2 separate regions of the Homo sapiens genome follow, and region 1 is linked to region 2. The links are chromatin loops, found by intact Hi-C in ENCODE. Cell type or tissue: mammary epithelial cell. All regions are shown on one strand. Links, peaks and the distances in the headings refer to the core of each region. The heading gives the core; the rest is flanking DNA. Region 1 overlaps WDR37 (WD repeat domain 37). Region 2 overlaps DIP2C (disco interacting protein 2 homolog C).

Region 1 (15,316 bases), core at 537-8,536, 560 kb before region 2:
GTGATCCCAGCTACTTGGGAGGCTGAGGCATGAGAATCGCTTGAACTTGGGAGGCGGAGGTTGCAGTGAGCCCAGATCACGCCACTGCACTCCAGCCTAGGTGACAGAGCAAGATTTTGTCTCAAAAAAAAAAACAAAAAAGTTGAAATGATTTTTCCCTCTATGAATTGTAAAGGTGGACTCTTTAAAAAGGAGAATCCAGTATTAACATTAAAATTTCCAAAAGCAAAGTTTAAATGACAGAGGATTATATTCTCTTCATTATTCATCCAACCACACCACTTAGTTACAGAGTGAAAAACAGCTTAACAATGGAAATGCTCTTTGTTAGTATTCAACCTTTGGAATCAACCTGTAGATAAAGCATGAAAGACTTGATTGTAGTTACATTTGTCTAGTACAAATTTTATAGTTTGGGTGTGGTGGCTCACACCTATAATCCCAGCACTTTGGGAGGCCAAGGTGGGAAGACCACTTAAGCCCAGGGGTTTGAGACCAGCCTGGGCAACACAGTGAGACCCTGTCTTTATATATATAAATTTTACAAACACAAACCCTGAAGGAGAAAAACTGGAAAGTAATAGAGCAGCGCAAAGGACCTGTTTATTTCACTGTGAAGCATTAACACTAAAGCGGATAGATCTAAAACCAGAAGATGATTACTTACATTCACAGGACTAACCACCAAAAGAACCAAAAGCAAAAACATGCAGAAAATGTCTTCCTTTGAAGAGTGCGATGGGCTTGAGGGGTAATGGTAGATTTCTTTTTATACTGTCTGATAAATTTTTAAGCACATATGGCCATTACTTCCAAAATAAAAAAAAGATAAATTAAAGCCAAGCTAATTCAAAATTGTTTTGATTTGTCTTTAATAAGTCAGATATAGTATATGCATCAATTTTCAAATGATGGTATATTAATAAAAAAGTAAATCAATGTTTTCTCAATTTATGGTGTACTTGGTGTAGGGAAAATGATAAGATCCATGTATTTTTTATTTTTTATTTTTATTTATTTACTTTTGAGACGGAGTCCTCGTGGGAATTATACCAGACCCACAGAACTGCAAGATGACAAATCTGTGTTAGTTTAAGCCACTAAAATAAGTTTAAGTTTGCTACAGCAGAACAGAAAACTAATATAGTGATGAATGTCTATTCATAAATTTGACTATGGATAGGTAAAGCTATAAAAGTATATTAAAATAGGAGATACTCACATTCTAAGTTTTCGATATAAAGGTTTTCAAATTCTCTTTCTATTTGACCAAACAGTTCCAGAAGTGTACTGCGAACCGAGGAAGGCAGTTTAGAATCCTGCAGAAGAAGACTTTGTTTAAAATGAATGAATGAATGAAAAACTCTAAGTACAAATATGCTTTTTCCAAAGTGAATTATCTTTTATTGTAAACTCTTATTTTGTATTATTACATATTTTTATATATAAAATGCTTAAAGAGTTTAAAGTTCCAAATTTCTGCCAAGGAGACTATAAATCAAATTGTATAAATGGCTACCTAGTATGATATGGGATTTGAAAATAAACACTCCTTCAAAATAACACAATTTTTCCCTTTACAAGAGAGGACATAAGCCTACCTTATTTTAAAACTTCCAAATTTGGAGAGAAAGGCGGCAGCTCCCATAAATGAACTATTATAAACAGCCTCTGAGTGCCATCATACGCTATCCTACAAGTATTTTAATCTGCTAGACCCTCATGGAAGAGGCACCTTTGCAGAGTTCCCGCCACACCCACTGCACTTTAAGCAAAAGCACAGTCACTCTCCCATCACTCGACATAACACCTAAAAGAGTGTTGTGAAGAGGAAAAAAAGAAAAATTTCACAAAAAAGAGCCAAATGTCTATTAATTGAGTGAAAACATTAACTTTTTATTTCCTGCCCAGGCCACGCTCTTCATGCCTGTGTGTTTCCCGCACCCCTGGGAAGGCGAAGGGAAGGAGCTACATTGTCAAGTGTGGTCCAGCAAGTAAGCAGGTCCTGAGCACCAAACATATCACAGGCACTCACTGCTTGGACCCACCAGTCAACAGGAGCCTGCTAGATACAGCCATGTGCCACTCCAACCTCCCTGAGGGCATGGCCTATGCACTATTTGGTATGTGTCCCCTACTCCCAACACCCAGAGTAATTTTCAAAAAAATCCCCATCAAATATTTCTAAAATAGTGTTTCAATACTTACCTTTTTTTTTTTTTTTTCGAGACAGAGTCTCGCTCTGTCACCCAGGCTGGAGTGCAATGGTGTGGTCTCGGCTCACTGCAAGCTCCGCCTCCCAGGTTCAAGCAATTCTCCTGCCACAGCCTCCCCAGTAGCTGGGACTATAGGCGTGCGCCACCACACATGCTGGCCAGGATGGTGTCAATCTCCTGACCTCATGATCCGCCCGCCTCAGCCTCCCAAAGTGCTGGAATTACAGGCGTGAGCCACTGTGCCTGGCTGATACTTAATGGGACTTTTCAAATTTACATATAGCATAAACTTTTTTATTCTGATGAGTCGTAAACTTTTTTTTTTTTTTTTGAGATGGAGTCTCGCTCTGTCACCCAGGCTGGAGTGCAGTGGCGCGATCTTGGCTCACTGCAAGCTCCGCCTCCCAGGTTCGTGCCATTCTCCTGCCTCAGCCTCCTGAGTAGCTGGGACTACAGGTGCCCACCACCACACTCAGCTAATTTTTTGTATTTTCAGTTAAGACATGGTTTCACAGTGTTAGCCAGGATGATCTCAATCTCCTGACCTCATGATCTGCCCACCTCGGTCTCCCAAAGCTCTAGGATTACAGGCATGAGCCACCGCGCGTGGCCGAGTTGTAAACTTTTTAAAAAGATGCACTATATTTATTAAATCCTTCTGAGATCAACTTAAAAGACAGAAATTTTAGGGAAAAATGACAGCATTTTAGCAATGTGAGTTTTACAGTTATCACAGATTTCTCACAAAAATTTTACAAACCACACACACACACGCACACCCACATATATATACTACTTTAAATACTGAATCTACTGAATTGGTACTATAGCCTCTAAACATCCTTCTAAAACCAATGAAGAACACGGAAAAAAAAAGAAAGGAAAATGTAACTATAAAAATTAAAACTAGGCCATCAAAAAGGACATCCCAGCCAGGCACAGTGGCTCACGCCTGTAATCCCAGCACTTTGGGAGGCCAAGGTGGGCAGATCACCTGAAGTCAGGAGTTCGAGACCAGCCTGGCCAACATGGTTAAACTTCGTCTCTACTAAAAATACAAAAATTAACCAGGAGTGGTGGCAGGCACCTGTAATCCCAGCTATTTGGGAGGCTGAGGCATGAGAATCGCTAGAACCCAGGAGGTAGAGGTTGCAGTGAGCCAAGATCAGTACCGCACTCTAGCCTGGACAACGGAGCGAGACTCCGTCTCAAAAAAAAAAAAAAAGAAGTTCCAATAACTATGAAACATAAGCTTGTGCTGAACTGAGAATCACTATTAGTATTTTCCCTGCCCTGTGGCCTCTGCACGCCCCATTCCCACTCTGTGAACATCCCTCCCCACAAGCATCCCTCCCCAAAAGCCCTTCTGACTCCTACACAAGGCCAATCTCCTCCTACAGAATCAGTTCCTACTCATCTATACCCATCATGTTTTAAGGCTCTTATTGTTCAGCAACTAATTACATCATGTCATATATACTTGAATATTAAGTGCATATTAATATAAAAGTAGTTGCTAACACATGGACACAGGGAGGGGAATATCACACACCGGGGCCTGTCGGGGCGTTGGGGGGCTGGGGGAAGGATAGCATTAGGAGAAATGCCTTATGTAGGTGACAGGTTGATGGGTGCAGCAAACCACCTTGGCACATGTATACCTACGTAACAAACCTGCTCGTTGTGCACATGTACCCCAGAACTTAAAGTATAAATTTAAAAAAAAAAAAAAAAAAGGAATTGCTATGGAAAAGAAAGCTGAGAAGTCAGCATTAACCTCACTTTATAATCAAGAAACTAAATGCACAGAGAAATGAGGACTTGTCCCACTAGAGGGCAACTTGAGCCCAGGAAGAGCGCGCTTACAAAATGACTTTCAACCTTTTCCATCAGTTCTCCCTTTCTGTGCCATTCAATTTCACAGACTCTCAAACGAGTTGTTGAACTTTTGGTACCACTTGAGAAAACTCAAGACACTACTGCCGTGACTCAGCAAAGCTTTTAAATGAATTTCTTCCATCACATCGACACCAACACACACCTGAAAGCACCTGCACGCACGTGCGGGAAGCAGCCAGCTCTTCAGGCCGCAGCCAGCACTGTGTGCACGTGGACGTCGCAGTTCTCGGCAACGACAGACCTCCTGCGCCTGCGCGAACCTGGCTTTCTAAACTACTTCAGACTGGCAAATCTGAGATGTATAAAGTTAAACCTAACACGATGTCTCCCTCAGACTCATCTGCCCTCTCTTCTATATTGCTGCTCCTCAACAACTGAAAGGGCGTCACTCTACACTGTCTAGAACGAGCCCACTCCTACGTTAATCAACACCTCCCTGTTCTGAGATCGCCCCCCTCACACCTACCATGCCAAACGCGTGCGGCAGACACCACAGCTCTCTCCCGCCCACGGCAGGGGGAAGGCAGAGCACCTCACGGGGGCCACTCACCTCTCCCGCCCAGGGCAGGGGGAAGGCAGAGCACCTCACGGGGGCCACTTACAGAACATGCTGACCGGTCCCACTCCGAATCACTGCTCATTGAACAAATGAGCTCCGTCTAGGGAGCGAGCGTGGGAGACACAGGCCAAAGGTGGAGCAGAGGACGAGGCCGTGCGGCTTGGAGACCTCTGAGCTACCTTCGTGAGGGTTACCATGAGATGCAGTCACCGCCTCTGCTGTGTCACAAAGGAGAATGGGCATTCAGGGCCCAGAAAAGAACACTTTCACCCCAGGCAGGAGACAACTCTAGAACATGCCAGCAGGGGAGGCTGCAGGGTTTCCACTGCTAGAAATGTACGTGAACCTACAAATTAGGAAAACCTATCTTGGACTGCTTACTCACACTGTCCAATAGGGTAGCCACTTGCCACATCTGACTATGTAAATTTCAATGTAATTAAAAGTTTTAAAAATTAAAATCTCATGTCCCGGGACACTGGCTACATTTCAAGTGCTCAGCAGCCACGTGACTGGTGGTTCCCACATCAGACAGCAGATACAGATACAGACACTGCCCCCACCACAGGAGTCCTGCCGCATAGCTCTGCTGTCTCCTAAGTGCTGTGTTGAACGGGGTCCACAGGCCCAGGACCTCAGCATGCGACTGTGTTTGGAAGCAGGGCCCTGAAAGAGGTGGTGAGAGTAAAATGAGGTCATAAAGGAAGGCCCTCCAGTATGACAGGGGTCCTTGTAAGAAGAGACTAGGACAAGACACGCAGAGAGGGACAACTCTGTGAGGACACAGGGAGAAGATGGTGTCGGCGAGCCACAGACAGAGGCCTCAGGAGGAACTAGCCCTGCTCACACCTTGATCTAGGACTTCCAGCTGCCTGGAAGGACCATGAGAAAATAAATGTCTGTTGTTTAAGCTGCCCAGTCTGTTAAGCTACCCAGTCTGTGGCATTATGTTATGGGAGTCCTAGCAAAGTAATACACTAAGAATACCAAAGCTATTTTTGTAATTTTTTTGAACACTAAGTTAAAATGTAATCACTTTTTATAGAAATTAGAACCAGGTACTGGTTTATTTATTCAATGCATAATCATCTAATTTGAGGTAAAGATCCTCTTCGTGGCAACAGTCATGTCGGATTCTGGGTTCACACTGCTGTATTCAGTGTAGAGGTCCCGGCCTCGAAGTCCTGGCATAAAGTTACCCACATGGTCCTAACAAAATCCAATATTCACAGAAGCCAATTTCTCAGGTTTAAGCTTTATCTTCCTACAGCATTATGGCTGATGAATTTGTTCTAATTGTGAAGGAATGGTTGTAAGTTTACATATAGTTATATACATATATAACCATATATTAGATATATCTAGAGCTTATTTTAATATAAATATACTGCGTCTAGACTTCACAACACTCTTTAAAAATTCTGACAGAATTTCATCAGCTATAAATGAACTAGAAAAAGTATAAGCAAAACTTATCTTTATCAAAAATAATTAGTTCATTTTAATCCAAGAATGACATACTCATGGCGGCAGAGACAAGGATAAACCTAAGCAAAGTCACTAAAAGATCTGATTCCAAAAACTCTTCAGAGAACAGAAAGAGATCATTAAAAGGATATGATACTCTTCTTTTCTTGAGACTGTTAGAGACAGAAAACCCAGAATTGTACTGTCCGCAAGCCTGTACAAAGAATAAAACTAATCCCAACTCTCATACCCACTTTGATTTGTTATTACTTAGTATACATATGCTAACCCATCTGTGTATGCTGTTGTATTTGATAGAAGTTTTAATGAGTTTATTTTGGGGGAATTTGGGAGGGGTGATCTTTCTTCTTAGTAACCCAACCCTTTTTTTTTTACTTTGGAGACCTTTATATATTTGGCTACTTTTATAACGTCACAGACACAATCACCATCTTTAAAATAAGGCCTTGATCCCGGGGCCGGTGGCTCACGCCTGTAATCCTAACACTTTGGGAGGGCGAGACAGGTGGATCACCTGAGGTTAGGAGTTCGAGATGAGCCTGACCAACATGGTGAAACCCTGTCTCTACTAAAAATACAAAATCAGCCGGGCATGGTGGCACATGCCTCTAATCCCAGCTACTCAGTAGGCTGAGGCAGGAGAATCACTTCCACCCAGGAGGTGGAGGTTGTGAGCGGAGATCGCACCATCGCACTCCAGCCGGGGAAACGAGCGAAACTCTGTCTCAAAAATCAATCAATCAATAAGGCCCTAATCAATCGTAGCTTACTTGTCCTTCTAACATGTCTCTTGGCAGTCCCGTCCTCTCCTGCTCCGAGCTGTTAGTTCTTCGTATAGAAAGGCTATGGGATTTGCGCTTCTGTTTTGTTTGGCGAGCAGTCGAACAACTTGCGCTTTCTGTGGGCATTACTTCTAGGAGGTAGTGTCCTGGTCACTCCTGCAATAAGCTAAAAACAGCAAGAAAAAACAGTGTTTCTGATACAGCGAGTTGAAACAAAAGAAAAACAGTGAAGAAGATAATGATGACTTCTAATTACAAGCTTCCTTACTATAGTTAACATTAACTATATAATTTGGAATATGACAAATTAAGATGTTTTAAGGTAGGGACCACAGCCTTTATTAAAGAAGTAATTTCTTTATCAAATTTCATTAACATCTTAAGTATCAAATGGCAAAAAAGAGGTTTAAAATTTAAAAAAAAAATTGCTCTCCCTTAACCCAACGGAATTCCCCAGGCACAGTCTACTCCCCCGAGGGAACCAATGTTAATTGCATATTCTAGACTACACATTCTAGACTCATGCTGTCCAATAGGAATATAATGCAAGTCATGGATGTAAATTTTCCAGTGTCCACATTTTTAAAAATAAAAGCATATGAAATTACTTTTAATGATTTACTTAACCCAATACGTTTAAAATATTTTATAGTCAACATAAAAAACAATGGGATATTTTATGATTACCTCTTTGAAATTCAGCGTGTATATTTACAGCATATCTCAATTCAAACTAACCACATGTGATTAAGTTATTCAAATCTCTAATTTAAATATTATGATTTACCCACTTTGGGCATTTTCTACTCATTCCCTGTTATTATCCATCCTTCCTCCCAATTATATCACTACGTTACTTACTACAATCTTAGGTAATATATTTACACACATATCTTCTTTCTTCAACTACAGATTTTGCTATTTTGAACATTACCTGCTGATTTTTTGCTATTACTGATCCCTCCTCCCATGAACACAATCCTATCATCAGGCCAGCTCAGCACCTCACTGTCAAAGAATGCCTGACCCATATGCAGTCAAAGGCAAAGCAGGACACGCCCACGACCTCCCAGACGCCAACATGCCTCCATCATCTTCTTTTAGAGAAAAGACTGGCCCAAGTCCCAAGAGCAGGGGATGGTTCTGTGAATATATCAGCGTAAAGGAAAAATACGCTAACCTTTAAAATACACATAAGGACTACGTAAACATCTAAATTCCAAGTAGACAGTTACAATGGTGACTTACGCAACAGCAATAGCCTGAGCCTCAAGGCAAGACCTTATTTCTGGTGTGCCCAGCCCTCTTCATTATCAACTCCTTAGACATTACCAGGTGCAGACACACATCCCTGAAATGCTACTCCTTTCCTTCCAAATGGCTCTCACTTACTCAATAGCCCTAACACCTCCTTACTTTGTTATAGAATGATTCCTTTTCTACAATATTTTAAAATCACTAGCGTTCCCTTCTTTTTAAACAAGTCAGCCTGTTTTGAAAAATAAGTTTATCTACACATAGAAGAGAGTATTCTTAACAGAGATGAAATGTATTCACAAAAAATTTAGAGTGTCTTCCATAAAGGTTATTAATAACATAAACAAGATCTTTCCTATTCAGTTTATTAAGCATTCTAATTATAATCCTAAATACCAAGGATGAAAATATTTTTCTAAGAGAAAATATTGTCACTTATAAAAATTCACTTCATTTATTTTTAATATTATAAATAAAACAGTAGAAATCAACATATTTAACCTTAGAATTCAAGGAAGTCGTAGCATTTTTCTAAATATCTCTTCTAAATGTCTTTCTAAATATGAATGTGAGTATATACAGTTTAGCTTTGTTTCCTGTTTCTTACATACTATGCAGAACTCTCATATATAAATTTTGTTATTAAAACTTTTTTAAAAGCCAAGCATAACCCAAAAATGTTAGAAAACTGGAAGACAGTTTGCCTATTATTTAGGACAGTTTTTAAAAGCTTTAACTTAATCACAAGCTTCTAGTAACTCTCAACCAAAACAGTCATGTGAGTTATGAAGTTCCCAATTTTTTTTTTTTTTTTTTTGAGACAGAGTCTTGCTCTGTCTCCTAGGCTGGAGTGGAGTTGCACGATCTCAGCTCACTGCAACCTCCATCCCCCAGGTTCAAGCAAGAATCTCGTGCCTCAGCCTCCAGAGTAACTGGGACTATAGGCATGCACCACCATGCCCAGCTAATTTTTGTATTTTTATTAGAGACAGGGTTTCGCCACGTTGACCAGGTTGGTCTCGAACTCCTGACCTCAGGTGATCCACCCACCTCAGCCTCCCAAAGTGCTAGGATTACAGATGTGAGCTATTGTGCCTGGCCTCAACTTTGTATTTTGAAATAACTGCAGATTCACAGGAAGTTGCAAAGATGGTCCATATTTCCCCAGTGGTTACATCTTACATCATTACAGTACAATCTGTTAATTTGTTAGTTAATTTCACTAAACCAACAAACTGACATTAGTATAATGTGTGTATAGTTGTCATTCTGTTACATATATAAATTCCTTTAGGTGCCACATGTTCAAGATACAAAACACTCCACTCACCATACAGATCACCCACACTACCCATTAGTTACCCCAACTCCCTGGCACCATCCCTCAACTCCTGATAACCATTAATCTGTAACCATCTCTACAATTTTGTCATTTTGAGACTGTTATGTAAATATGATCAAAGAGCAGTTACCCTTTTTGAGATTCTTTTTTCCACTCAATTTAATGGTTACGATCCAACCAATTTTCTGCATGTATCAACAGTTTTTTCCTTTTTATTACTAGCTAGTGTCCACAGTATGGACATTTAACCATTTGTTTAACCATTCACCTGCTGCAAAAAAAAAAAAAAAAAATATATATATATATATATATTCTTTCCAATTTTTTTACTATTACTAATAAAGTTGCCATGAACAATAATATACAGGGTTTTATGTGAACCTAAGTTCTCATTTCTTTTGGATAAACAGCCCAAGAATAAGGCTGCTCAGTCACAGGGTAAATGTATATTTAGCTTTAAAAAAAATCTTGATATACGATTCACACACCATGTAAGACACCTATTTAAAGTGCACAATTCAATGGCTCTCAGTATACTCAGGAAGTTGTGCGATCATTACCACAATCAACTGTACATTTTTATCACCCCAAAACGAAGCCCCACACCTATTTGCCCTCACTCCTCATTTCTCCCACCCACTTCCCAGCTAGCCCTAGGCAACCACTAATTTACTTTCTCTCCATATGAATCTGCCTGTTCTGGCCATTTCATAAAAATGGAATCATACAACATACGCTCTGGTCTGTGACAACCAGCTTCTTTCACTTAGCACAACGATTTCAAAGTCCATCTATGTTGTAGCATAGTGGTAATGTATTCCCTTTTATTGCCAAATACAACTGACAGACATTTGGTTGTTTCCATATTTTAGGTTATTATGAAGGTTAAAGTGCAAATTTCTTGTATGTGTATACTTTTATTTCTCTTGGGTATACCTGGAAACAGAATTGCTTATGTTTAATCATGTTTAGTTTTTGTGGTTTTTTTCTAAGAGTGTCAAACTATCAGTATTTTCCAGGGTGGCTGTTTCATTCTACATTATCATCAGGAACACATGAGAGATTCAGTTATCCACATCCTCACCAGCATTTGGTATTGTCATTACTCTTTTATGAAAATTTGTCATACATGAGAAATTTTGTGCCAGGTATACAACACAGTCATCAAGACAGGCTATTTAGGGTGTCCACCACCCCAGTAAAACACTGTTTGTTTTTTTGTTTTTTTGAGACAGAGTCTCGCTGTCGCCCAGGCTGGAGTGCAGTGGCTCAATCTCGGCTCACTGCAACCTCCGCCTCCCGGGTTCACGCCATTCTCCTGCCTCAGGCGCCCGCCACCACGCCCGGCTAATTTTTTGTATTTTTAGTAGAGACGGGGTTTCACAGTGTTAACCAGGATGGTCTCCATCTCCTGACCTCATGATCCACCCGCCTCAGCCTCCCAAAGTGCTGGGATTACAGGCGTCAGCCACCGCGCCCGGCCTAAGATACTGCTTTCTTAAGGATAGTCACCCTACTCTGCTGTCAAACACTGAATGTATTCCTTCTATCATACTGCATGTTTGTACCTTTTAACTCTCTTCTCATCCTCCCTCCGCCCCCGACTCACACCCTTCCCGGTCTCTATTATCTATCTATTTTTCCACTGTTTACCTCCATGTGTTCACATTTTTTAGCTCCCACATGTGAGAACATGAGACATGACTTTTTGTGCCTGGCTTATTTCACTTAAAATAATGGCCTCTGGTTCCATCCATGTTGCTGCGAATGGCATAATTTCATTCTTCTTATGGCTGAATGGTATTGCAGAGTGTGTGTGTGTGTGCGCACCACATTTTATTTATCTAGTCATCCGTCAACAGGCACTTAGGTTGATTCCATACCTTTGCTATTGTGAACAGTGCTGTGTATACCTGCAAGTGCAGGCATCCCTTTGTCACTACTTTTTTATTTAGCTGTTCCGTTAGGTGTGTAATATCTCACTGTGATCTTAATTTGCATTTCCCTGATGGCTAGTGACACTATCTTTTCATGTGCTTGTCATCCACATATCCTCTTCAGTGAGGTGTCTCTTCACACCCATTTTCTAACAGTATTATTCGGGTTTTTTACTGTTGAGATTTAAGAGTTCTTTACATACTCTATAGTATGAATTATATGTCACATAGGTTAAGCTGCAAATCATTTCTCCCAATCTGTTGCTCTTCATTCTAAGAGTTTTTCATGAAGCAACACTTCTTTAATGTTGATAATTTTTTCTATGCATCACACTTTTAAAGTCATGACAAGAACTTTTCATGAATCCCTAGGGGCCAAACATTTTCTCCTGTTTCTCCTGAATTTTTTATAGTTTTCTGTTTCACATCTAAATTTATTACCTATATGGTACTGACCTTTTTATAAGGTGTAAAATTTAAGTCAAGGTTTTTTTGTTGTTTGTTTTCACCTGTGTATCCAATTATCCCAGCCTCATTTGTTGAAGATGATCCATCCTAGATTGAACTGCTTTGGACTTTTGTCAAAAAATCAACTCACTGTACTTGTGTGGGGTTATTTCTTGGTTCTCTATTCTGTTCCACCGATCTACATATTTATCCTTCCACCAACGGCAGTGATATGGTTTGGCTATGTCCCCAGCTAAATCTCATCTTGAATTCCAATGTGTTGTGGGAGGGACCCAGTGGGAGGTAACTGAATCATGGAGGGGCAGGTCTTTCCCGTGCTGTTCTCGTGATAGTAAGTCTCACAAGATCTGATGGTTCTATAAGGGGGAGTTTTCCTGCACAAGCTCTCCCTCTCTGCCTGCCGCCATCCACGCAGAATGTGACTCGCTCCTCTTTGCCTTCTGCCATGATTGTGAGGCCTCCCCAGCCATGTGGAACTGTAAGTCCAATAAACCTCTTTCCTTTGTAAATTGCCCAATCTCAGGTATGTCTTTATCAGCAGCGTGAAAATGGACTAATACAAGCAGTTTCTATTATTGTTCTGTATGTCTTAAAATCAGTTACAGTGATTCCTATTAAATCTTTCTCCATTTTGTTTTATCTATTCTAGTCCTTTGTCCTTCCTTTTACATTTTTGAATAATCTTTTACATATCTACAAAAATCTTGCTGGGATCTTGATAGGAATTGTGTTAAATCTGTACATCAATCTGGGGAGAAATGGTATATTTATTATGCTGAGTCTTTTAATCTATGAATACAGTATTTATTTAGATCTTACTTTCCTCCATGTCAAGGTTTTTTCTGCATTAGTCCTAGTATCGGGCTGGGCGAGGTGGCTCACGCCTATAATCCCAGCACTTTGGGAGGTCAAGGTGGACGGATCACAAGGTCAGGACTTCGAGACCATCCTAGCTAACACGGTGAAACCCCGTCTCTACTAAAAAATACAAAAAATTAGCAGGGCGTGGTGGCAGGCACCTGTAGTCCCAGATACTCAGGAGGCTGAGGCAGGAGAATGGCATCAACCCGGGAGGCGGAGGTTGCAGTGAGCCAAGATCGCGCCACTGCACTCCAACCTGGGTGACAGAGCAAGACTCCGTTTCTAAAAAAAAAAAGTCCTACATATCTTTTCTCCATTTTAGACTAACATCTCTCTTTTTATTTTTTGTGTAAGTTTAAATGATACTGTACTTTTATTTTGGTTTCCACGTTAATTGCTAGTATAAATACAACTGGATTTTATGTATTAAACGTGTACATTCTTGCTGAACCTAAAGTTCAAGATTTTTTGTGGATTCCTTGGGATTTTCTATGTCAACTATTAAGTCATCTAAAAAAAAAAAGGACAGTTTTATTTCTTCCTTTGTGGTTTGTAAGCCTTCTATTTCCTTTTACTACCTTATTGATTTGGCTAGAAATTCCAGTACTATCTTAAATTACTATAGTGACAGCAAACACCCTTGCTTTGCCCTGAATATTCGGGTGAAAATATTGTGTTTCACCATTAACTTTGATGCCAGCTATAGATTTTTTTGTAGGTGCTGTTTATCAAGTTGAAAACGTTTCCCTCTATCATTCATTTTCTGAGTTTCTTTCACGAATGAGTGCTGAATTCTATCATGTTTTTTTCCTAGTAGCTTTTTTTTTTTACCTACTGACAGGACCAATTACACTCATGACTTTCAAACATTGATCCAACCTTGTAGCCACAAAATAAACTGCACTTGTTCATGGTGTATCATTCATTCTCTCTCCCTCTATTCTCTTTTTTGCCTTCTCGTGGGGTAAACATTTTTTATAATTTCATATTTATTTACCTACAGTATTTCTGAGTTTGCCTGTTTTGTATAACTTTTTAGTGGTAGCTCTAGGTTTTACATTATACATTTACAGCTTATTGTAGTCTACTGATTATCAACATTTTACCAGTTCACATAAAGTATACAAATCTTACTTTCCTCTATGCTTCTTTACCTTTCCCCATTTATAACGTAATCACAAATATTTCCTACACATACACTGAGAACCACACCACGGTTATGCTTCAAATTCCAAACACAATTTAGAAAATAAACGAATACTAAATTGACCGATATTTTTGCTGTCCATTCTTTGTTCTTCCCTCCTGATGTTCCCACATTTCTTTTGTCATTTCCTTTCTGTTTGGAGAATTTCCTTTATTTGTTATTTTCATAGAGTAGGTCAGCTGGAGATAAATCATGTGAAGGAAGTTTTCACTTGATATAAAATTCTGAGTTGATAGTCCTTTTCCTTCAGCACCTGAAAAAAATGTCCTGCCACTTCCTTATGCCCTCCACAATTTCTGATAAGATCCACTGTCAGGCCAGGCACAGTGGCTCATGACTGTAATTCCAGCAAGCGTGAGGGAGGCCGAGGCGGGCAGATCACCTGAGGTCAGGAGTTCAAGACCAGCCTGGCTAACATGGTGAAACCCCGTCTCTACTAAAAATACAAAACTAGCCAGGCGTGATGTGGCATGCCTGTAATCCCAGCTACTTGGGAGGCTAGGGCAGAACTGCTTGAACCTGGGAGGCAGAGGTTGTAGTGAGCTGAGATCACACCACTGCACTCCAGCCTGGGTGACAGAGCAAGATTCCATCTCAAAAAAAAAAAAAAAAAAAAAAAAAAAAAAGATCCATTGTCACTCAAATTGTTTCCCACTACAGGTCAAGTGGTATCTCTCTTACTATGCTTCTGTCTTCAGTTTTCAGAAGTTGGCCTGGATGTGTCTTAGCATCTTTGTGTTTATCTTCTCTGGGTTTATGCTGCTTCTTACGTCTGAAGGTGTATGGCTTGCCAAGTTTAGGAAACATACAGCAGTGATTTCTTCAGACACGTTTTCCCCCCACCCCGTCCTTCTCTCTTTCTAGACCTCTGATGACAGATGTTGCATCTTCTGTTAAAGTCCCACGGGCCCCTGAGGCTCTGCTCACTTTTTTCCAGTCTATTTTCTCTCTGCTGTTCAGATTGGGTAACTTCTATTGTTCTATCTTCAAATTGACAGCTTCTTTTGTCTGTCCTCTCCTTTCTGCTGCTAAGCCATCCACTGAATTTATTTCACATATTCTATTTTTCACTTTTGAAATTTTGTGTTTCTTTTTTACATCCTGTATTTTCTTCCTGAGGCTATTTGTCGTTTGTCTCGAATGTTAATTGGTTATTGAAGCATTTCTACAATCGCTGCTTTAAGGTCCTTGTCAAATAATTCTAAACTCTGTGTCATCTCTACGTTGGCATCAGTGGTCTTTTCTTACTGAGGTTGAGATTTTCCTATGAGTGATTTTCCATTGAAATCCTGACATCAGA
Region 2 (16,468 bases), core at 3,157-11,156:
GGGTTTCAGCATCAATCGGAGCTGCTTTCCTGGCAGTTGTACTCATAAGCTATCCTGGCAACGCCGCTTTTCACGAAGGAGTCAGTCAGGCAGCAGGGGCAGCAGGTGGTGTTGCCAGAAGCTTGGAACTGACGGGTCAGCAGAGAAGAGGCAGAGGCCATGACCTTGGGGTGGTCAGCAGCACTGGGTGTCCGCCCTCCAGGCCTCATGCCTGTGACTGTGCAGAGACCGAGCTGACCAGGACTTGCTGGCCAGTGTGGCTGTCAGGCTGGTGATATCGGGGTGTGCTTTCCATGTGATGTTCCCTCAACCCCACGCCCACCCCACCAAACTGCCTAGCAGAAATCATGCTGCCTTTCCTTGATGAAACGTTGAGTTTCCTGTGGAGGTGTAGGAATAGCATGATTTGGCTCAAGTCAAAATACTTTGTGGTGAAACTGCACAGAAGAGGATCCTAGGCTTCCATTTGACGTTTAGACAATGCCTGAGGGTTACAGGACCCTCTTGTTAAAAAGCACCAGATGAGAAAGGCTACTGGTTGTTAATAAAGAGACCTTTTATATTATCACAGAGAGGGTGGCTTGAGATAAATTCAGTGTAACATACTTGTGTTTGTAAGCCGTCAATCAAAGGGACCATCTTTCTGCTGGTGACACGTTTCTGGTATTGATTTTGTTCTGAAAAAGGATGAATGGCATTCGGTAGAATCATTCCAAAATTCACTTGGAAGGCGTCCATATGGTGCCTTCTTTTCTTCTGACATTCTGGGTATCATGAGGAATTATTCTTGCCTTCACCGCCAGCAGGAGGCTTTTCCCAAACACCTGCTCCTCTTCGGCGTTGTGGGTGTGAAGGGGTCAGAGTGACCCTGTCTTCATGGAGCTTTCAGACACCAGGACAGTGTGGGGCGGAGCGTCGGGCTTGGGTGGGCCAGAGGCTTTCCCCAGAAAACAGCTGCTGACTCAGGACTGCCCTCGACTCCCCTCCCTTGTTCCTTCACCTAATGTCTGAATTAGGGCTGTGTTCTACCATAGTGGGGGTGTCATGTTAACTGGAAGTGTGCTTTTGTTCTGGGCAGTAAGTAAATTCATGGTACATTTGCCAAGGACAGCAAGGTTTGATTTGATGAATCCAGTGGAGAAATGGAGAAGGGAAAAGGAGAAGGGGCTTGGCTGGATGGGGATGTGTATGATGGGAGCGGAGAGGGGCGGCCATGCAGGCTGGTGGGATGGAGGGGCCAAGTCCGTGTTTCCATGGAGTCTGTCAACGTTTGACTGTGCCACTAGACCTGAACCTCTGTGCTCTACTTTTAAAAACCCCCACAGTGAGGAAGCCCCTGATGGGCCTGAGTTGGTACTTCCTGTGGCCATTGCTGGGAAGTGCCGCGGATGCCTCTCCTGGCTGATGATGGCCCCGGGCCTGGAAACTGGGTTCATCCTGAGCTCTGCGAGGGGCTTGGGTTCCATGCACAGCAGGCACCTGCGCATCCCCCTCCCCCATCCCCCTGTCCCCCCTCCCACCCTACCCCCTGTCCCCCCCCCACCCTACCCCGTCCCCCCCAACCCCCTGTCCCCCCCCACCCTACCCCCTGTCCCCCCCCACCCCCTCCCCCTTTCCCCTCCCTTCCCCCCCTTTCCCCTCCCTTCCCCCCCTTTCCCCTCCCTTCCCCCCCTTTCCCCTCCCTTCCCCCCTTTCCCCTCCCTTCCCCCCCTTTCCCCTCCCTTCCCCCCCTTTCCCCTCCCTTCCCCCCCTTTCCCCTCCCTTCCCCCCCTTTCCCCTCCCTTCCCCCCTTTCCCCTCCCTTCCCCCCCTTTCCCCTCCCTTCCCCCCCTTTCCCCTCCCTTCCCCCCTTTCCCCTCCCTTCCCCCCCTTTCCCCTCCCTTCCCCCCCTTTCCCCTCCCTTCCCCCCCTTTCCCCTCCCTTCCCCCCCATCCCCTCCCTTCCCCCCCATCCCCTCCCTTCCCCCCCATCCCCTCCTTCCCCTCCCCATCCCCCCCCTCCTCTCCCCCGCCTCCCATACTGCCCGGTTGTCCCTAATGGAAGAGAATCAATGATGCCACTTCACTGATCTCCAGGGAAAGCAGGTCAACAACAGGTTATAAACGTGGGAACATTTTGGAAAAGCTGTCATCTGCTTGTCAGCTCCATCTTTCCTGCCCGGAAGATGTAGGGAGAACCTGCCTTCAGCCCACCCTCATCCCATAACAGGATGGAGGACAAAGGTACAGAGACCCAAGTCATGCCAGTGGCTTCAGGAAACCCCCTCGTTTCCTCTCGTCGTGGAAGTGGAAACCATCCCACTGGACTAGATCTTCCTGGGGAAGCCCCTTCACCCCGAAAGCAAGGAATCTGGTTTGAGCACAGACATATTCTTAGTGCCATCACTTTCTGCAGCTAAACTCTCCGTGTGTGGCCTGTTAATCTTGCTAGTTCAGTGTTATTGGGTCCCAGGAGTTTCTGTGGGTTGATGGCAGGTGTTTACCATAGTGTTTAGAGACGAGAATAGAATTTTATCTATTGTGTGAAAATCAGGTGATAACCATTGCCGTGTGATTGCTTGGGTTGGGTGGGGGCGGTGCTCATAGCTTTTTCTGAAGGCTTTCTTATTTTTATTTTTATTTTTTTGAGAGACAGTCTCACTCTGTTGCCCAGGCTGGAGTGCAGTGATGCGATCTTGGCTCACCGCAACCTCTGCCTCCCGGGTTCAGGCAGTTCTTCCTGCCTCAGCCTCTTGAGTAGCGGGATTATTAGTGTATGCCACCACGCTTGGCTAATTACAAAAATTTTTAGTAGAGACAGGGTTTTGCCATATTGGCCAGGCTGGTCTTGAACTCCTTACCTCAAGTGATTGGCCCACTTTGGCCTCCCAAAGTGCTGGGATTAAAGGTGTGAGCCACTGCACCCGGCCCGATCCTGACATCTTTTAAATCTGCCTTCATGAACCAAAAGCCAGTCTATGTTTGAAAATCAGCTTGGAAGAGCCTAGGAGGAGAGGGATGTACTTCAGCTAGGTAAATAACTATGCATATGTTAAAAATATAGGCCACAATCTACCTCAAATGTTAACTCTTCTGCTTTGTATTTTATATCCATTTATGGTTATTCTTTCAGTATTAAGATTTTTAAAGATTCTTTTGACAATTATGGACAAGTTACTATTAAAACTCAGCTGCATTTGTAACACTTTAAAGAACCAATTGGATGACATTTTTTTCCCTGAGGCATTTTGGATAGTTATGTAATTAACGTTTATAATTCTTAATAGTGATAACACTAAGTGTTAAAATTATGGAACAATTTGTTTTTCTGAAAATTACTATCTGCCTGCTCACCAGGTGGGAGCTGATGAGAACGTGGACGTAAAAATTGTTTTTAGCTTGTATAAAAGAAGTTAAAAAAAGCTTGTTTTTTGCTACTACTGAAGTTGCTTAGCTACAGAAATGAGGTTATTGCAGGCACCTAGAATTTTACCCCCTTCACTTCCACAGTGGGAATAAATCCTCCAAGCACAGGAATCCGACATTCTGATATTGAGACTCCTAGGCATAAAGCCCCCCATGGAAGGGGGGTGGTGATTACGTGAATGTTGGCGTTGATACGGGCATCCTCCAAGCCGGACGCAGGGAGCAGGGACGTGCAGAAAGACCAGGTCCCTCAGGAGCCATGAGGAAATACGGTGTTGGCAGCAGTGGTGAGGGTCGGTGTCAGGGGCCAGGAGGAGGTGGCGAAGGGAGCATGTGCCTCAAGGCAGCCCTGGAACCCGCGGTCCTTGGAGTGAGGTCTGGTCTGCAGGGGGACACGGACGGCCATGCGGTGAGGCCCACAGACAGCCTGGACTTGGCTGCCTCAGAACCCTCTGGTGAACATTGCGAACGGCCCTGCAGGGTTGCAGTGTAAATTCCTCGGACAAAGAAGACGCCTGGAACTGTTCCCGGCACGAAGCCAGCACCCTGTGAATGGTGGCCGTTGCTGTTGTGACTGAGTGCCGTCGAACTGGGGGCATTTGTTCTGCTCAGTTCACTTAATTGGGCCAGGAGTGGGGTTGCCATGCCTTCAACAAGCTTGACGTATTGAACGAGAACTGAGTCGATAATGCACTGTGTAAATACGCTCTCCTGGCTAGAGTGAGCAAAGCCCAAGGAAGGGGGGTGGTTCTTCAGTATTAGCAGGTGTTTGTGGTGGGGCCAGCTGTGCGGCTGGCAGGGCGAATGCACCAGGAAGCCTCTGTCCCCCCGAGGTGGCCAGCATTCCTGTTACACATGCTATAGGCAGAAGGTGGGCACTGCTGGGGAACTTGCTCATGTTCCTGTTCTCTGATTGGAAATTCAAGGTTTCTGAGCATCCTACATCTGAATTTGTACATTGCCAAGACTGTACACATTTCAGCACTGTTTTTTCTGCTTTTTGGATCTATACAACCTGGCATTTGGCCGTGGCTTCCAGGACAGGCTGGATGGTGAGTGAAGTCCTTTCCTCACTGTCGATGTTTGCAGATGTCTTTTTGTATAAACTTTGTATTTCTTGAGAGGTTCGATTAGGTTTTTACTTAATGAGACTTTTAAAATTGCCATGCACATGATTCTACCAGTTACAATCGTGAGCTAACGTGAGTTTTTGGTTTTACTTTGATGAATGTTTAAACATGTGCAGGCTGGACATGGGGTGGGGGTGGAGGTCATTTATCTACTTTTCATTTCCTTCTTGGTTATACTTAGTGACTTTCAGGTAAGGTGTGGAAGGCGTGGTACAGGGTGAATTGCAGGCTGCAGTGTGGCGCAGTGGACCGCGGTGTGGCACGGTGGACAAGAAGCATGGGCTGCGGTGTGCTGTGGTGGACGAGAGCCACGGGCCGTGGTGTGGCGCGGTGGAGGAGAGGCGCGGGCCGCAGTGTGCTGTGGTGGATGAGAGGTGCGGGCTGCAGCATGCAGTGGATGAGAGTAAAGGGGAGACTTCCGTCCTTGAGGGAAACACGCGACAAACAATTTTAAAAACTGATCATCTGGCTTACATGGTCCAACAAATTCAGTTTGCAAAGTTTGACTTCTAAGTTATTGTAGTAACTTTTCCCCTAAGTCATTAATTTAGTAGCTTATGTTTATTTCTTTTGTCTAAAGCGAGTCATAAATTCTAACATGAACGACTAAACATGTAATAATTTAGGCATACAGCACCTGAAGGGAAAACTGCCAGTATGCTAAAATATTGGATACAGATGCTTAAAAAATATAATGTAGCACTCTTAAAATGCATGTGCTTTTAGCATGAAACTTGGTGAGTAGTTTTGAGCTATATTTGTAGGAATGTGTATCTTGAATACTTTAGGGCCCCACTGCAGATGTGTGCGTGAGATGTATAAATACTGAATGTTCTTCTCCCTTCCCTTAAATGAAAAACATTAGCTCCCTTTTTTTTTTTTTTTTTTTTTTCCTGAAGTGGGGTCTCGCTGTTGTCACCCAGGCTGGAGTGGAGTACAGTGGCGCAATCTCGGCTCACTGCAACTTCCACCTCCCAGGCTGAAGTGATTCTCCTCCCTCAGCCTCCCTAGTAGCTGGGATTACAGGCACCCACCATCATGCCTGGCTAATTTTTGTGTTTTTATTAGAGATGGGGTTTTGCCATATTGGCCAGGCTGGTCTCAAACTCCTGACCTCAGGTGATCTGCCCACCCCGACCTTCCAAAGTGCTGGGATTCCAGGCGTGAGCCACTGCCCGGCCAGCTCCTTTCTATAATGATGTATACAGTTGTTTTTGCTTTTTGTTTTTTGAGATGGGGTCTCACTCTGTCGCCCAGGCTGGAGTGCAGCAACGCAAATCTTGGCTGACTGCAGCCTTCACCTCCTGGGTGATCACCTCTCAGGTGATCCTCCCACCTCAGCACCCTGAGTAGCTGGGACTAGATACATATCACCACGCCCAGCTAATTTTTTATTTTTATTTTTATTTTTTATTTTTAGTAGAGACAGGGTTTTGCCATGTTTCCCAGGCTGGTCTTGAGCTCCTGGGCTCAAGCAATCTGCCTGCCTCAGCCTCCCAAACTGCTGGGATTACAGGTGTGAGCACCACATCTGGCCCATTTTTTTCCCTTCCAGGATTAGAAGTCAACTTTAAAAAACGCTTCAACCTTGCAAATTTAATTTTCCATAATAATATGCCTCTAGGATAAAAACAAGACAGAAACAAAGAAGTATAGGTGGACTGCAGTTAAAAATTGTCAACACGACATTGCTTAGGAAGGTTGACATTTACAAAGAGCAGGAGGCCCGTTCATGCCTTTGTAAGAAGGCACTGGGAACGGCCGTCTGTGGGCGACCCTAACGTGTGCGGTGTCCTGAGAGGTGATTGTGGTGCTCACGCTTTTACCGAGGGCCTCCCGGGAGTACCAGAGGCTCTTCTCCCGCAGTCGGCCAGCCAGGCAGCAGCAGCTGGAGAAGGAACAGACAGTAAAGGACAGATATACACGGTGTTATCGTGTCACACAGGTTAAAGCCAGGCTCACTTTGTTCTTACAGTTTTGAAAAACTAATAATGAAGTCCTTAAATATGTATTGCATTTCAGGATTTTTAAGCGGTTGTGGGTGTGTCTGTGTCTCTCTCTAGCTCCTGTTCGGTGCTCCCTGTGAAGAGAGCTCGGAGCCGCCACCCTTCATTGTTGAGGTGACAGGGCCTGGAGAGGTGTGAACCCCGTGGAGGGGTGACTGACTTGTGGGGGGAGGCTGGGTCAGTGTCGGGATCCACCTCCCACCACGTTCCTCTAGGGAAGCCACAGTTCTAAGTCTTTATGGGTAAAATGAACCTGGAAGACGTGTTATTTTTTAAGAAGTAAATGCTATGTTCTTTTTTCCTCATACTTCTCCGTGTTTAAGCAGCATTGAAGGATAAGGCACTAGTAGCACCTTGGTTTGGAAACAATCTTGTTGGTTATTTTACGTTGAATCTGATATTAAGGTTGCCTGGTAACAGAAGTTTTCCTTTAACGACATGGAACTCTGTTGAATCTGTTGCCCCATTGGCTGAGCCGCCTGAAATCAGTGCTGTGGCAGCTGAAGAGGCCGCTTCCCCTTGGAGGAAGCCGCTGGATTGGCAGGACACACCGCCCTTGATTGAGGCGAGTTTGCAGGAACTCCACGCTGGCACCTGCTGCTCTCTCCTGCCCCCTGCTGGCTGGCCAAGCAGCATCGCGACAGTGTGTTCAGCGTGAATGTTCACTGGGGCAGGCCAAGGCTTTTGTTCCAGAAACACCGACTTCAGAAACGGCTGTGTGTATTGAGCATGGCAAGAAAGACTTACGTGTGTCTTAAACCTCTTGAACAAAGCACGTCGATGTTTCAACTGCATCTCGAAGGCTAATAGACTTTGCTGTGGTCAATATTCAGGAGAAAATAGGTTTTAATGAGATAAAGACATGAGTGGCAAGTGACATGTTTGTGCCCCCGTATGACTAAGTGATGTCCTGGCTGTCCCACACCACCAGCTCTGAGCAGCCAGCATGCAGATATTGGGTCAATTTAGATATCCCTGATCTTTACGGAGGTTTGATCAGGCAGCTCAAGAGCAGATAAACACAAATGCTGACTGGAAACCCCGGCACACGGAGGCGCTGGAAACAGCAGGCTGCTGTTAACGTCACAGTGAGATGCAGTCAGCTGCTCTCTCAGGGGTGTCAGCTTCTTTTGCTTCTAGATTTCCGTCTGTGCTGCAATAGAGTTTTGTTCAGCTTATCCCCATTGCTCTGCTGTCTTCGCTGTTAAAATCTCAGCCAGCACTTGGCTCTGACCCTGCAGTAATTTCACTGTGCGGCTGCCCAGGCCTGCCTGGCACGGCTGTAAAGCAGGCGAGAGCTTTCCGGAAGGTGGTCACGAGAACCCCAGGCGGGAAAGAGCGTTGCTGGTCCACATACGGCAGTGCACCTGCAGCTGAGCATGTACGTGCACGTTCAGGCTAAATATAGGTGCAGGAGAGAAGAAAACTGCCTATGATTAGTCACTTAAAATGCCGAATACCCAGCCCCTGAGACCCTAGGACACAGAGCAGGGGTCTTGGAGACGGCAAGGTGTGTTGAAGTCTGGTTTTATCATTTAGTTTCTCCAAGCAGCATTTTCCTCATCTCTAAACTGGGGCTAACAACTGCCCCACATAGATTTGTGAATGGAACCAATGAGTGTAAAGTGGGGTAGCCCCCAGGACCTAGAAGGGACTCAGTCAGTTTCAGTGGTCATGCGTGTTGTACGGGTCCCCCAGGAAGGCGATTGCTACAGATAACTCCCTCCGTTCGATGTCACTGAATGTTAAAGTGGGACCTTGGCTTCTGATGTGTCTGGTTTGCTGCAGGCCGCGCTGCACCCCGTGGTTCCTGAGCCCTGGGCTGAAGTAGCCCTGCTGCATTGCCTGTGCCACTTTTGCTGTGAAAGGAGAACTCCTGCCCTGGGAAGCTTCCTCTTGCTGCTTAGCCTGATGAGCACCACAGGCTGCAGCGAGACCCATCTGAAGCGTGGGTTGGGAGGAGACTGCGGCGGCCCTGTCCTCTCCAAGCTGCTCTCCATGCCGAAGCGTGGGCTGGGAGGAGACTGCGGCGCCCCGTCCTCTCCAAGCTGCTCTCCAGGATGGGAGCGACTTTGTGGGGTTTGTCGGCCCTTCTCTGAGGTGTCCTGTGTCTCATGGATCTGCTTATGAGCCCCCTTAGATGCCTCTCTCTCGTCTGGACGAGCACCCTCCAAAACACTGCCTACCACCCGGATCTCCTGGCGCAGAGTGAGGTCACACCTGCAGCCCTTACCGCACAGAGTCCCTGAGATATTCGGCAAGAATGGGAATGGGCTGTGTGTGAGTTTCCGCTGCGGAAGCCGGCTCTGCTCCGTAGTCTGTCTTTGGGGTGTGGGATGTTCCGACCTGCTGTGTCCATCTGGAGCTGCCTCGGGGTGGGAGGGGGAGCAGCGCGGATGGATCCAGGGAAGGACCTGGTTGAATCCCAGCTGCTCACATACTTGTTGCTGGTCTTGGACAAGCTCCTTAGTGTCTCTGAGCTTCAGTTTGTCTGTAGGAGGAGGATGCTGCAGAAGTCTGAAGATATCGGTGCGTGCGGGAATACCTGGCGCGGTTAGGACGGGTTTTCCTTCAGTCTCCTCTATGCCCCTCCCCGGGTGAATCAGTATCCACGCGTGCCACCAGGGAATTACAGTCAGTCTAAAAAACCAATCGACCCCTAGTTGTATGGTCAAGCATCGTGAGTGTCCTTGCCAGGAAATGCCACTAGATATCTTGGGCCTGCTCGTCTGTCCACAGCAGTCCCTGGAACAGGCCGGTTCAGGACATGGGAGGTGGGAGTCAGTGTTCTAGCGAGGACAGGCTGAAGTTAAAAGGCTCATTTACTCTGTGAAGGGGTGCCCAGGATGAGACATCCAAGAGGTGCCAGGTGGCTGACCCTGGAGGTGGACGGTCGGGTCAGAGTGGCCGCCTTCCAGCACTGCTGTTGGAACAGCCGTGTTTTCGAGTGATGCCTTTTTTGGGTCATGCAGCCCTGATCAGTAGTACACAACTTCCCATCTCCAGCCAGTCTCGTCTCGCCATCTCCTGTATGTGCGGTACAGTTGCCTTTAAGTGGCTTCTTCTGGACGCTGCGGTTAGGGTGGCAGCAAGCAAACATGGGAGGCTTTTTTCTTACGTTGACCAAAATACGTGGGGCCAGCTTTGCATGATCCCATTCAGCATCACACTTGTCCATCAGCCACTCACCCATCCATCCATCCCAGAGAGTCCTGGACCAGACCATTGAGTGGTCTTTGCTGCGAAGAGCTTAGCGGCTCACAGGAAATCCGGAACCAGCACAATGGTAACAGTGCAGCAGGACCTGTCATTTATCAAGGCAGTATGCTGGGCCGGATGCGGTATGAAATTATCCAGTTAGGTAAGCACTGTTAGAATTAACCCCCTTTTGCCTACCAGGAAATCGAGGATGGGGGCATTAACGCTGGGGAGCAAGGGAGTAAGGGCACACATGGAGGGGCTGAGGGCCTGGGCACTCTGAGCCTGTGGATCTGCGCCCAGGCTGCACGGGCACCGGAGATGCTGCTCTGGAGTGGGTGAGGGGCTCTGGGGAAAAGATGGAGCCTGACATGGGTAAGATTTGGATATTTTCAGAAGAGATTTTCAGCCTGGAATGAGGGTGTAAGTGACTGAATCGCGGTGGTGAGCCAGAAAGCCTGGCTGCACGAGCTCCTCTGTGGCGTGAGGGAGGAAGGCGTTGGGGGAAGGTGGCTGAGCAGAGGTGCTGGGTCATCAGGAGCTGCTCTGTGCTTGGAAAGGGAGGGAAGGGCAGCACCCTGCACTGGAAGAGCACAGAGACGTGGTTGCAGCTCTTCCTGACCAGGACAGGCACAAATGGTGCTGATGATACAACGCATGGACTCTGTCTTCAGAAAAAGATTGTGGAAAAGTCTTCTCCTGTCTTTTAAAACTTGGGCCCCTCATTTAAACTTGGTGGCCTCAGGTGAATGGTCAGGAACAGTTTCTGAGGATGATGCAGAGATTGTCTGCAGCCTCTGATTGTGCTCAGGTTTTCACAGATGGGGTGGGACATGGGCACTGGGCTGGAATGCTCTAACCTTCGATCTTCAATCGTCAGTACTGAAAGGAATGTGCGGGAACAAACTCACCTGTGCGCATATGTATCGTTTTCAAAGACGGACGAGCTTTTGGGAAATATCTAAAGATTTCAAGTTTTGAAGGAAGCTGAGATGACACTGGAAACATCAGGAATCTTGGCTGATGACCAGGTCCGTCACCGCGCACACAGTCCCTAACCTCGCACGCCTCTGATTGGACACAGCGGGTGACCGGGTCCCTAACCTCACACACCTCTGATAGTGCACAGCGAGTGACCAAGTCCGTAACCTCACGCCTCTGTGCATAGCGGGTGACCAGGTCCCTAACCTCAAAAGCTTCTGATTGGGCACAGCTGGTGACTAGGTCTGTAACCTCGCACAGCTCTGGTTGGACACAGCGGGTGACCAGGTCCCTAACCTTGAAAGCTTCTGATTGTGTGCAGCTGGTGACTAGGTCTGTAACCTCATACGTCTCTGATTGGACACAGCGGGTGACCAGGTCCGTAACCTCACGCCTCTGTGCACAGCGGGTGACCAGGTCCCTAACCTCAAAAGCTTCTGATTGGGCACAGCTGGTGACCAGGTCTGTAACGTCGCATGGCTCTGACTGCACAGTGGGTGACCAGGTCCCTAACCTCGCATACCTCTCATCGTGCACAGCGGGTGACCGGGTCTGTGACCTCACACCTCTTATCGTGCACAATGGGTGACCGGGTCCGTGACCTCACACCTCTTATCGTGCACAGTGGGTGACCAGGTCCTTGACCACACGCCTCTCGTCTTGCACAGTGGTTGACCGGGTCCATGCCCTCACACCTCTGATCATGCACAGTGGGTGACCAGGTCTGTGACCTCACACCTCTGTGCACAGTGTGTGACCATGTCCATAACCTCACACCTCTGATCATGCACAGCTGGCGGGTGCAGGACCCACTTCAGTGAGGGGCTCGTTTCCTGGGTGTGAGGTGGGAACGTTGCGTGGCTCGCTAAGCCCCTCCTCCGTGCTTTGGGGGCTCCAGGCTGTGGCCGGCAAATAGAATGTTGTCCCGGGAGGCCACTGTGTGTTGGGGGATAGGAGGCAGCTGCAGACTGCAGGAGTGCCCAGCCCCTTGGTGCAGGGTGGTGTAGGCATGCGTGTTGCTGGGAGTGCCTTCTGCATGTGAGTACTGGGGATTCTATTCTGGTACGTTGGCGTATCATTCAGCGTCCCCATCACATTTGAGATGAACTGTGCTCTGTGAGTGGCCCTGCCCTGGGTCATGACCACACGCTGGACTTGAGCTGTGGGAGCCACATGGACAGTTGAAAGCCTCAGACCCCAGGGCTACACACACTGAGATTTCCCAACTGCCTCTCCCCAGGCCTTGGGCTGATCCCCCTTGCTGCTGCTGTCCCAACCCCTGACATGGCACAGCTTCCCTCTCAGAAGATGTCATGCAGCTTGTCTGCTCTTCATAAATCTTATGCACATTTGGATGCCTTAGCTTCATGCAGAAGTCCTGCAAGCAGGAGAAAATGGAGCCTTGACTCTGGGCTGGTGGTCTCCAGGCATCTCTCTCCAGCTGCATCCCAGCAAGTCAAGGTTATTTAAATGTGTCTTCCGAAGGGTAACGAGCATGGGAAGCATGTCAATGCCATGCAGTGTGAGGTGGTTCTGGGAATAACAGTACCTAGCAGCACATACCAGCACTCCCTTGTGCTGCCAAATGTGACATCGTGTAGATGTCACAACCTCCTTTTGTCACCTGCGTTCCTAATCCCCTGGATTTCTCAGCTTCTTTACTTCTCCAGGAGAAAACCTGCCCCATTGTCCTGTTACCTCTGAAAGGGAGTTTTTACAGCAGGAGATGATGCTGTAGCTGTCAGTGTAGGCACATGCAGCATCCTACTGTTGTCAGGTGCGCCCAGAGGAAATATGGCTGGGCAGGTGGTCCCCATCTCCTGTGGTGTCAGGGGCACCCACAGGAAGCACAGCTGGGCAGGCAGCTCTGTCTCCCTGGTGTCAGGTGCACCCAGAGGAAATATAGCTGGGCAGGTGGTCCCCATCTCCTGTGGCGTCAGGGGCACCCACAGGAAGCACAGCTGGGCAGGTGGCTCCATCTCCCTGGTGTCAGGTGCCCACAGAGGGAATATAGCTGGGCAGGTGGTCCCCATCTCCTGTGGGGTCAGGGGCACCCACAGGAAGCACCGCTGGGCAGGCAGCTCCATCTCCCTGGTGTCAGGTGCACACAGGAATCACAGCTGGGCAGGTTGTTTATTGCCAGGAAGTACAGCTGGGGATCAGTCGAGAGCCTCAGGCAGGGGGTTAATAGATTGGAAAGGTTGAGAACCTTGGCTTGATCACTAACACACAAATTGTGGCAGTAGAAGGTGGAGATGCCCCTGTCCGTTCCTCAAATGTTTTGCTTTCTCCTGTTTCCTGAAGAGCGTCTTGTTGCCTCCTAAGATAGCTCCTGCGTGTATATCTGTATATCCTTGTAGAGGGACTAGAGACACTGCTGGGAAGTTAGTGACTCTGTGTTGATGAGGTGCCGGTTATTAGTCTGTTGCCTTAAAACATCAGCAATTGGAATTGCTCCTCGGAACATGACTGGACCCGTTGCCGTTTTCTGTACAGTTTTCTTTTGGGGAGATGCACACGGTTCCGGGAAGGGTGCTGGGCTGCAGTAATATGGGTGTGGACACAGGTCCCATCAGAATAGTATCCCTTGGAGGGCAGGGTGGGGATCCCGCGGGTTCACGGCGGTTTTGCTGAATGAATGAATGAATGAATGAACGAACCTAGCACTGAGAGTCACATGAGCTCATATGGAAACAGCTTGGAGTGTTGAGAAATGGAGATTGAAGAGCTCACCTCTTCTCTGAGTATGACGGGGTCAGCACCGCTGGAGCTGAGGGTTTGACATGCAATGAAAGCCGTGATGCAGCCATAGTGCGATTTGGTTTATATAGCTATTGCCTTCTGTTATGAAGCTGAAAAGAACCAGGTTAGCGGCCACCTGCTACTCAGGCCTTATGCTTTCTTAGGAAACAGTAAGATGTACTAAATTTTTAGTGTTAAAGTGACAGAACATGGGAACACGGGAAGCGTCTCATCTTGTCACTTGTGACTTGGACACGGAGCCCGTGGGTGCTTCTCTCCATGGTCAGACTTGGTCATGGAGCCGTGGGTGCTTCTCTGCATGGTCAGACTTGGTCACGGAGCCGTGGGTGCTTCTCTGCATGGTCATCTTGCAGCTTCTGAGTCCCATCCTCGCTCTCCCGGCCTAAGGTGGCTGTGCTAGGGATCACACCTGCAGGTCTGACGGCAACATTGTGTGCTGGGTTTCTCTCCCAGGACTTCCAGGTAGTTCGTGCCTGGAATAGTTCCATGGTAGCAGGGTATCAGCGGGTGGCCAGCCTCGGCACGCCTGCATGGATTTGCCGTCTCGGGGGTGGGAGCCCCATGGCAGACGGCTGTTTCCCTTGCGTGCCTCTTCCAGCGTGGCCTTTATTCTCCACAGGGCGTTGGAACTGATTTTTGCACAACAGTGATTTGACAGTGATTGATACGCTGTGGGTCTCCAGCCCAAGGAGATGGGGATAAATACTCTTTATTGCTCTTTCATGCTCTGGTTAGGAAGGCAGTTAGGTTGAAGGCTGCAGTTACCACCTGTGTGTGTCGTGAGATGAAGAGAGAGTATTTCCATGAAATCCTCTCAGGTTACAGAATTAGACCAGTTGTATCTATAACCCAGAAGTTGAAAGCAGTTGACTTTAAGTGTGATCAGGAATCTGGAATTTAATTTCTGAGTAAAATAATTACTGTGGAAATGAGTCTTTGGACTTGGAATTGAAATCAATGGTTGTAAATTTAGGGTAAGTCACAGTAATGGGTTTAGACAAAACGTCTGATGTAGGCGGCAGAGATTTTCAGGTGTATATAGAACCGTGATGAAAACCATAGGGGACAAAGGAGGATTGTCCTGTCCTGAAAGATGTAAAAATGCGGTTACAAATGCAGACCTCAGTGTGCATATAGAGGCCAGCAAACGTTAACTCGGTGTTTGGCACAGCAGAGGGGTAAGAGCCGAAGGAATATTGCTGGATGTTCTTCAAATGACTCTTCCCTCTCAGGGTGGAAGCTGTGGTTAGCACCCACTGGTTTTGGGTCTGTCAGTGACGACTCCTGGATGGTCAGGTGGTGCTCTCAGAGAAAGAGGCTAGGAACACTTCCATGGTTTTCCGCCAGCTTTAAGATACATCTTTGTAGCCCTTGGTTCCATTTGTTTCTCCCTTGTAGTTTTATTTTGCTTGTTAAATTTATGTATAGTAGCACTGCCACTCTCTTTTGTGGTCAGTTCTTTTAGTTTCCGAGTGCTTATTATGTCCATCCACTTCATTGAAGTGTCTGTTCGATCTTTGCCAGTTTTTAAATTGGAACGTTTATTGTCCTGTTTCTTTCCCTTTCATGTAACTTTTAGCTTGTCTGCATCTACAGAAAGTCCTGGCAGGATTTATGTTGGAATCATGATAAGTCCGCAGGTCGGTGTCCTGGCGGGATTTATGTTGGAATCGTGGTAAGTCTGCAGGTAGGCATCCTGGCGGAATTTATGTTGGAATTGTGGTAAGTCCGCAGGTCAGTGTCCTGGCGGGATTTATGTTGGAATCGTGGTAAGTCTGCAGGTAGGCGTCTTGGCGGAATTTATGTTGGAATTGTGGTAAGTCCGCAGGTTAGTGTTCTGGCGGAATTTATGCTGGAATTGTAATAAGTCTGCAGGTCGGTGTCCTGCCAGGATTTATGCTGGAATTGTGGTAAGTCCGCAGGTCAGTGTCCTGGCGGGATTTATGTTGGAGTTGTGGTAAGTCTGTTGGTCAACGTGGAGAGAATTGGTGTCTTGACTGTGTTGCCGCTTCTCCTTGGACTCGTGGCTCAGTTGAGGTAGCTCTTTCCTTTCTTTCTTCAGTGTTTTGTGGTTTTCTTCATACACATCCTCTGTGTGCTTTGTTAAATGTATACCTAAGTGTTTTTTATACAGCTACTGTAAATAGTGTTGTTTTTAACATTTAGGTCCCAAATACTAATTGCCAATACGTAGAGTACACTTTGACTGTGTGCTGTGACTTGGCTGAACTCAGGTATTGGATCTAGGACTGACTTTTGTAGATCCCTTGGGAATTTTTATACGTAGGCTTTTGGTGTGACTTGAGTTTCCTCCTTTCTGTTTTCAGTTTCTTTGATTTGTGCTCATTATGATGTCTTTTTCTGGCTTTGAGTTTAACATAGAAGCTTAGATTATGGACCTGAGACCTTACTTTTTTCGAATATGAGCCTTTCGTCCTATGAGCTTACTTCCCATCATTATTTTGGCTGCATTTCATAGATTTTAATTTTTGTTTCAGTTCACTTGAAAAGTATTTTCCTTTGAACACTCATGGTGGTTTTATTTAGTTCACCCAAATCTCATTTTAGCAAAAGATAAAAATTCATGTAGGTTTAGTTCCTGTGTGTGCCTCATAATATCTTCACATTCTGTGCATTGACCAGTAAATGATTGGGCTTATCAGGGAGATGGTTGCATGGTATATTGGTGTTGTAAAAACTATGATGTGGGAATTTGAATGTTTTTGAGACAGGGTCACTATCACCCATGCTGGAGTATAGTGGTGGAATCATAGCTCAGTGCAACCTCGACCTCCCAGGCTCGAGCAATCCTCCCACCTCAGCCTACTGAGTAACTGAGACTACAGGTGCATGCTGTCATACCCAATTAATTAATTTTGTTTTTTGTAGAAATGGAGTTTCACTATGTTACCCAGGCTGGTCTTAGACTCCTGGGCTCAAGTGATCCTCCCACCTCAGCCTCCCAAAGCACTGGGATTACAGGTGTG

Evidence for each region. Peaks named below come from ENCODE experiments on the same cell type or tissue, not always from the same donor. Only the 100,000 strongest peaks of a DNase experiment are listed, where the experiment ranks them.
Region 1: it touches region 2 in a loop (7-fold over the local background); 5 of 110 quality-filtered maps call a loop at or near these places.

What each region holds. Positions count from the first base shown.
Region 1 is chr10:1,063,910-1,079,225 of GRCh38, reverse strand. It overlaps WDR37 (WD repeat domain 37), which reads right to left. Exons shown (of 14, transcript NM_014023.4): 2 at 6,933-7,110; 3 at 1,223-1,319. The coding sequence starts at 7,070. Among named protein-coding and RNA genes, the nearest start is that of WDR37, 15 kb to the right of the region's middle. In mammary epithelial cell, for the core only: CTCF peaks have their summits at 4,033 (motif pointing right) and 4,970; no DNase peak of the experiment used is centred there.
Region 2 is chr10:501,880-518,347 of GRCh38, reverse strand. The region is part of intron 1 of DIP2C (disco interacting protein 2 homolog C); the gene reads left to right. Among named protein-coding and RNA genes, the nearest start is that of DIP2C-AS2, 120 kb to the left of the region's middle. RefSeq lists enhancers at 3,333-3,833, 10,812-11,391. In mammary epithelial cell, for the core only: a CTCF peak has its summit at 7,157 (motif pointing left); a DNase peak (open chromatin) is centred at 7,117.